Linked DNA regions of Homo sapiens: region 2 is linked to region 1. The links are chromatin contacts, found by Hi-C or POLR2A ChIA-PET in ENCODE. All regions are on one chromosome and are shown on one strand. The core of a region is the stretch at or near the end of the contact, and the rest is flanking DNA. Distances in the headings are between cores, read along the strand shown.

Evidence for each region. A loop is a pair of places that touch in the nucleus more often than their neighbours do. ChIA-PET counts read pairs that join two places held with the same protein, here RNA polymerase II (POLR2A).
Region 2: a map of mammary epithelial cell shows a loop between it and region 1 (3-fold over the local background). The contact joins the enhancer-like site here to the promoter of USP2-AS1 in region 1. A Hi-C loop is called at or near these places in 1 of 168 maps with a recorded cell type or tissue (mammary epithelial cell). POLR2A ChIA-PET finds 5 or more read pairs at or near these places in 1 of 52 experiments (MCF 10A).

Annotation. Positions count from the first base shown.
Region 1 is chr11:119,380,104-119,383,334 of GRCh38, reverse strand. It overlaps USP2-AS1 (USP2 antisense RNA 1), which reads right to left and starts at 1,557. Exons shown (of 4, transcript NR_034160.1): 1 at 1,427-1,557. USP2 (ubiquitin specific peptidase 2) reads left to right here and starts at 1,645. Exons shown (of 13, transcript NM_004205.5): 1 at 1,645-1,862. RefSeq lists an enhancer at 1,578-2,567.
Region 2 is chr11:120,119,856-120,123,359 of GRCh38, reverse strand. TRIM29 (tripartite motif containing 29) reads left to right here. Exons shown (of 9, transcript NM_012101.4): 5 at 305-406; 6 at 2,695-2,787. Among named protein-coding and RNA genes, the nearest start is that of TRIM29, 17 kb to the left of the region's middle. Within about 2 kb of position 1,864, at least 6 of the 41 ENCODE cell types and tissues checked have a DNase peak (open chromatin) inside an H3K27ac peak, as active enhancers do; they include mammary epithelial cell, where a contact is called at or near this core.

The sequences.
Region 1 (3,231 bases), core at 308-2,807:
CCTCCCTCAGGTCACTTGAATGTTACCTTCTCCGAACGCACCTCCTCCTTGCTTGATGTGCCCCATAGCTCTTAGCATCATCTAACATATTACATATTCTACTTATTTAGTCCTGCTTCTACTAGAATGTAAGCTCCCTGAGGGCAGGGATTGTGCCTGTTTTGTTCCCTGCTATATCCCCAGTTTCTAGAAGAGTGACTGGCATGTCCAATATCCATCTGTAAAATGAAGTGATGGAATGAGGGCCCTAAGGAAATATAACATGGTGAAACCCCATCTCTACTAAATACAAAAAATTAGCTGGGGCCGGGTGCAGTGGCTCACACCTGTAATCCCAGCACTTTGGGGGTCTGAGGCTGGTGGATCACCTGAGGTCAGGAGTTCAAGACCAGCCTGACCAACACGGTGAAACCCTGTCTCTACTAAAAATTCAAAAATTAGCCAGGCGTGGTGGTGGGCTCCTGTAATCCCAGCTACTCGGGGGAGGCTGAGGCACAAGAATCACTTGAACCCGGGAGGAGGAGGTTGCAGTGAGCCGAGATTATGCCATTGCACTCCAGCCTGGACAACAGAGCAAGACTCTATAAAAAAAAAATCGGCCTGGCGTGGTGGCGCACGCCTGTAATCCCAGCTACTTGGGAGGCTGAGGCAGAATTGCTTGAACCTGGAGGTTGCAGTGAGCTGAGATCGCGCCATTGCACTCCAGCCTTGGCAACAAGAGCGACGACACTCCGTCTCAAAAAAACAAAAAACAAAAACAAAAACAAAACAAGAGTTGAAATCAAGAAGGGAATCGTGCCTTGGACAAGAACAGGGGTGCCTCTTTCACTGCTCCTGATAAGAATGGATTCAGACATGTTTGTAGGTAGAAATTTAAGAATTCCCCTCTTGATTGCGTCTGATTTCTCTGGGAAATAGAAGAGAAGGAAGGACTTGAGGAGAGTAGCGATGGAGAGAGAGATCTATGGTGAAGATGGGAGGAGTTAACGGCAGCTGCAAGGGTTGATGGAGCAGCTGAAGTTGAAAACCTGGATTCGCCTTGGTACCCAGCTACCTGGTTGTGCGATTTTCCTCATCAACATCGGGGGAGTCGGGAGAAGGTTACATAAAAGGAATGGGAGCAGCAAAAATTCAAGTTTTGTCTCGGCTTTTTCTTGAAAAGACCAAAGAGAATTCTTTCATTGACTCAGTGCCTCCGTTTACCCACTCAGGCATTCATCACTAATCACTGGTCCCATGAAAGTAAAATGAGCGGAGAGTGTCTTTGACAGCAGAGAAAAAGAGAAGAGGCTGAGGAACAGGACCTCCCCCAGCCCAGTGAGAAGGGGAGTGGGGGACGTTTAGCCTTCCCTAAAAACTGAAAGTTGATACGCCCCAGGGCTCAAGTTCCGAGCCTTCTCCCATGACGCCTCTTCTTTCCCAATACCTTCCAGCTGCCCCGTCGTGTGACATTCCAGTCCACCTCTGTTCCTGCTCCACCCGCTCCAAACTCGCGTGCTTTTCCTCCACGTGGTTCTCTGTGTATATCGGTTGCCTGGGTGGCCCCAGCCGGAGGCCGGGCTCTAATGACGCCACAGTAGGAACAAGCCAATAGCCGTGACGCGACTCAGTGACGCGAGACGCGGGGTGTGGCTCTGCCGGCCCAGGCGCGATGAGGCGGCTGCCCGCTGGGTGGCGCCGATTTCCCGGGGAGGTCCCTTCTGGGCCCCCGGCGGAGGTGGGAGAGAGTCAGGCAGGAGCCGAGGCCGGGGAGCCCTCTTCGTCAGCTGGTGCTCACTGCGCCGCGCCAGCGCCAGCCGGGACTCACCCGCAGCTCCATGCTTGTGCCCGGTTCGACTCGTCCATACTCCAAGAAGAGGCAGGTACGTGCCACCTGTCGGGGATCCGGGAGGGGGGATTCGGGGATCAGTGCCGGTTTGGAGCTCAGAAAGTAAGGTGTCCACGACATTCTGGGCAGAGTGGACACTAGAAATATAGGGAGAGAGCCGGCTGTGCAGGGACGCTCCAGCTGTGTCTGCCAGTTGTGTGAGGGCTGCCTGCTGACAGCCCAGGGTGCCAGGAAGAGCCAACTGTGTGCTGATCAGTGTATTCTAAGGAAATGCTGCTTTGGCGGGTCCTCCTCGCTGTGCCCCGTGTATATCGGTGGTATGTGGCCTGAGCGACACTGACAAACCCCCTCCCCACGTGTGCGTGCAGCTCACTCGCTGCTCTTAAAGCTCCCCGGTCAGTTTGCTAAAGGGGGTTAGGGGCGGGGGTTGGGCAACAATTAAGCGGAAGGGGAGATTTTCCACCAATCCCAAACCAGAAAGAGGCAGCTTTGAAATTCTCACCAGTCCCAAACCAGAAGCAGGCACGCGGTGCTCCGGAGAGAGCAACTTCTCAACAGTCAAGGGAAGCCCTAGCCAACCCATTCTAGCCCTTCCCTGAAGAGTGAACATCCTACCTCCTGACCTGGCTGCCTTTAGAATGGGACTGAGCTGGAGGTAGTGGTAGGGGCTGCTCACCTCCCCTGGAATGGGCATGAGAACATCCCCCAGATGGACCCCCGTAAAGCAGAGGAAAGGAGAGCTGATTGGGCTAAGGTCGAGGCAGGCCCCCTCCTTTGATGCTGTAGATGCATGTCAGACTGGAGTCAGAATGAGGACTGGAATGAGGGCGTCCTCTGAAGTGCATCATTAGGACCTGGGCTGAGTCAGTAGCCTGTGCTAAGACAGGGTGGAGGCACCAGGCTGGGTACTCCCAGTCCTCGGGGAGAGCCATCGAGAAACGTCCTGGGAGCAGACAAGTGCACCAAGGCCAGAGAGGCTAAGAACCCCGTTCCTTCCTCTTGTGACCCTGCCCAGCCCGGCTCTGTGGCCCTGGAATCCTGAGCCCTCCCACAGGTAGAGTGGAACCACCCCAGAGGGGCCAAGCATTCTCCTGGTGGCCTGGGGGAAGCTGCACTTGCCGTATTTTTCTAGGCAAAGGGGGAAGGAGCCCAGATGGGCTTGGCCTTTCTCTGCTTGGTGGACTGGACGTCTAGGAAGATGGCAAGCCTTGTTTGCCCTTCCCAGTTATGGGACATGGTCAGTTCAGAAAACCAAGGGACTGTTCTCTGGCATTAGAAAGGCACACTTCCGGCCGGGAGCAGTGGCTCAAAGTGCAGTAATCCCAGCACTTTGGGAGGCCAAGGCGGGCGGATCACAAGGTCAGGAAATCGAGACCATCCTGGCTAACACGGTGAAACCCCAT
Region 2 (3,504 bases), core at 615-3,114, 740 kb before region 1:
AATGGGCATTAATAGCACCTTGTAAAGGTGAAGTGCTAGGAAGTGTTGTGCACACAATCGTATTTACAAGGGCTTAGTTCAAGAGGGTGGATGGCTCTTTGCAGACACCTTCTCCACCAAGAGCTCAGGAACCGAGTGAATGCTGGGCAGGGCGTCATATTCTCTGAGAGGTTGGGGAAACTTGGATCTGCCTGGGAGATAGGGGAAGGGCTATGGGGTGACTCATCTGAGCCCCAAAAGTCCCCAGTGGCTGGCTCCTCCTTCCCACCTGGCTCCTCTGCTGACCCGACCCTCTGCTTCCTAGGTGGTGACCATCGCTATGTGAACAACTACACGAACAGCTTCGGGGGTGAGTGGAGTGCACCGGACACCATGAAGAGATACTCCATGTACCTGACACCCAAAGGTAAGAGGGAGCCCCTCACCCCAGACCTAGTGTCTCTCCTGCTGCCCAGGGGCCCCCAAAGTCCGTGCAGTGACTCTCAGCCAGGTTCCTTCTGAGTGGGGGTGATGGCATGTCCAGTTTGCCTGGGAAAGTCCTGGCATCTACGTGTTGTCCTGATGTGATGATGAACAGGTCTGTGTTAGCTCTCAGAAGTGTCCTGGTTCGAATGAGAAGTTACCTGGTGCCAGCTCCTCAGAGGCATTCCTCCCGGGCCACACAGGCAGCACCTCTTTGCCCTCCTTGCCTTCTCACTTCCAGCCCACACCTCTGCTTCTCTTTCCTTCCGGAGGTCTCCTGGGCTCCCTTCTGCCAGGCCGGTGCTGTGTTTTGCTTTGGCTCAGGTTTTGTAGGGGCTGAGCCCTGTGAGATGGCTGCCGACCCCAGGACCATTCTGCTCCCCTAGGCAGGGAGAGTGGTCCCTCCTCTTCTGAGTTTCCTGGCTCTGCACCCTGGCCCCCTTGGCCCTCCCTCTCAGGCCCTGGACAGTCCCAGCCTGCAAGGTGCCGGCCTAGCACAGACCAGTGCCTGCCTGTCCTTGCCCTGTGGTGGCCTCTCACATTCTTGGGCGCCAGCAACAAACCACAGCAATACCCGTTACATAAGGGTGGGTGTGCCAGCCCTCGGACCATGAGGGTGTGTGCCTGTGCATGTGGGAGAGGGAGGCTGGGGGAGGAGGGAGGCCTGGGTAAGGCACAGGGGCTGGGGAGGGGGAAGCCTCCGGGAGCTAATCAGTAATTCACACACGTCTTTCACACACACACACACACACACACACACACACACTCACACACACAATGGGAGAGGCTTGGGGGATTTGGAGAGATGAGCTCAACAGAAAAGCACCTGTGCCGCCCCACCCAGTTTGAAAACAACCCCTGGGCTTCTTGGTTGTTGGGCTTTCCCTCCTCTGACATTCCTGGTGTGGGCCAGGCCCCAGCCGGCCAGCCTGCCTCCTCCCTGCCTGGGGTGCTGTGCCTTTGGGCAAGTTCTGGGAGTGCCGGCCCCAGCACCCCTCTCCTCAGAACCCCTACCTGGCCTCGCCCTGGCCCTGTCCCTCCTGTCTCTCCCTTCCATCCATGGACCAGGCCCTGGGGTGCCATCGAGTGCCCTGACAGGCTCCTGCGGGTCTCTCCTGCTCTGTAGGAGACTGAGGGCCCAGTGTGAGCCTCCTGCAGGTTGTGGGAGGGGGTGGAGGGAACAGCAGCACCCACTATGATGCCACCCCGAGGGCCTAGGGCCTGGGGCATCTTGGGCAGGCCTCAGTACCTGTATCTGAAGAGAGGGGAGGTTGTGCTCACATGCTGGGAGACTTCCCAGCTCTGCACTGTGAGTCAGTCTATGATGTCTGTGATGGAAGAAACAGGTTCCCCCGGCATCCCTGCCCAAGCACTGTGGGTAGCCTGTGCCGAGGACAGGAGGGACAGGAAATCTGCCCTCTGGGAGCTCCCAGGCTCAGGGTGGAGTTGGGGGGAGAACAGGAAGCAATCACCAAGGAGATGAAAGAAACAAGGCCCCTAAAGGGACTGGGTCCTGAGTCTGGGAGCTTTGAGGTCAGTGGGATTGACAGTGGCTGTGACTCCTTCCCTGGAGGGGTGAATTTCCAGGAACCTGTGCTCAGTAGAGGGAGCATGACTGCGAAGGGCAGAGGGCATCAGGGAACACAGGCACAAAGGCTTACAGGAAGGACTGGCAGGGCCGGAAATGGGGGTGTGGTGTCATCTGAGGGTCAGGTGGGGAAGGACAGAGGTAACAGAGGGCTAGAATACACATGGGGAGCTCATTGTTTTCAGCTGGGTATCGGTGGTGGTATCAGTCCCCACTGCTTCCTCACAAGGCTGTTGTGAGAGCCCAGGTGTGCGGGAAGGAAAGCACTTGTGAAGTGAGGCTCTGATCTCCCGGGAAGCAGCAGCCTGGGTGGGCCCCTGGGAGGTGTTTCTGGCTCATTAGGCCACTTCCAGGAGGCCCCACCCTCACGTGGCTGAGAGCCTACTGCTTCTGCCCTCGTGGTTGCCATGGCCTCTCCAAGTTTATGCTGATGCTCTCTGCACGGTTACTAACAGAGTCCTTCTACTCTCAAAAGCATGCCAATTTGGGTGATAAATTAGTTGATTGACTTATGTCAGACCCAAAGGACTTCTCTCAGTGGTGGAATCCAGGTCCTGTGATGGGCACTTGGGCAACTTTTTGGGGGCAAGGAGTCCTGATGAGACAATTTTCTGCAATGACAGCCCCCTTCATCTGCTTCACAGGTGGGGTCCGGACATCATACCAGCCCTCGTCTCCTGGCCGCTTCACCAAGGAGACCACCCAGAAGAATTTCAACAATCTCTATGGCACCAAAGGTAGGTGGTGGCTCAGCTCAAGGGTGCACAGAGTTCATGTGGGGCTGTGCAGGCAGGAGGGGCATAGAGGTGGGTCCAGGGGCACAGGGCTGGGACCCCAGTGTGAGATGAATGTGGGAAGCTAGGATGGGTGGAGGGTCCAGGCATGGGTAGGGAGGGGTCCTACCTACCGAGCTTAAAGTGTGTGTGTGTGTGTGTGTGTGTGTGTGTGTGTGTGTGTGTGTGTGTACATGTGTGGGGGACACCATTAGTTAGGCTGGAGGAAAAACAGCCAGGAATCTCGGCATCCCTGGAGATCCCTGAGTCTGTGTGCTCTTCTGATCCCTGAGGAAGGATCTGGGGAAAACTGGGTCTGAGCAGCCACCTTGGGCTTAAGTGTGGGGAATGCGCCACCCCCCCCACAAGTATGAGGGCACGAGGACCCAAAGAGAATCTCTACTGATTTGAGTACTTCTGCAGTGAAAAGTCGTACAGTGGTTAGTTGTCAACTTGGCTGTGACTGGAAAGGAAGGCACGGCAGGAAATGGGGCTGGCCCTGGAGCTCCAGGTGGTGAGGCAAGCGAGCAGCACCTTAAGACCCAGATGGGATGAAATGGGTGTGGGGATGTGGCTTCCCCAGGGGAAGCTGCTAAGTTCAGGGTCTCCCTCTGCCCAGTGCTCTGAGGGGACCATTTGCTCAAGGGCAGGGCCATGCATTCAATGAGACCTGGTTCTGGG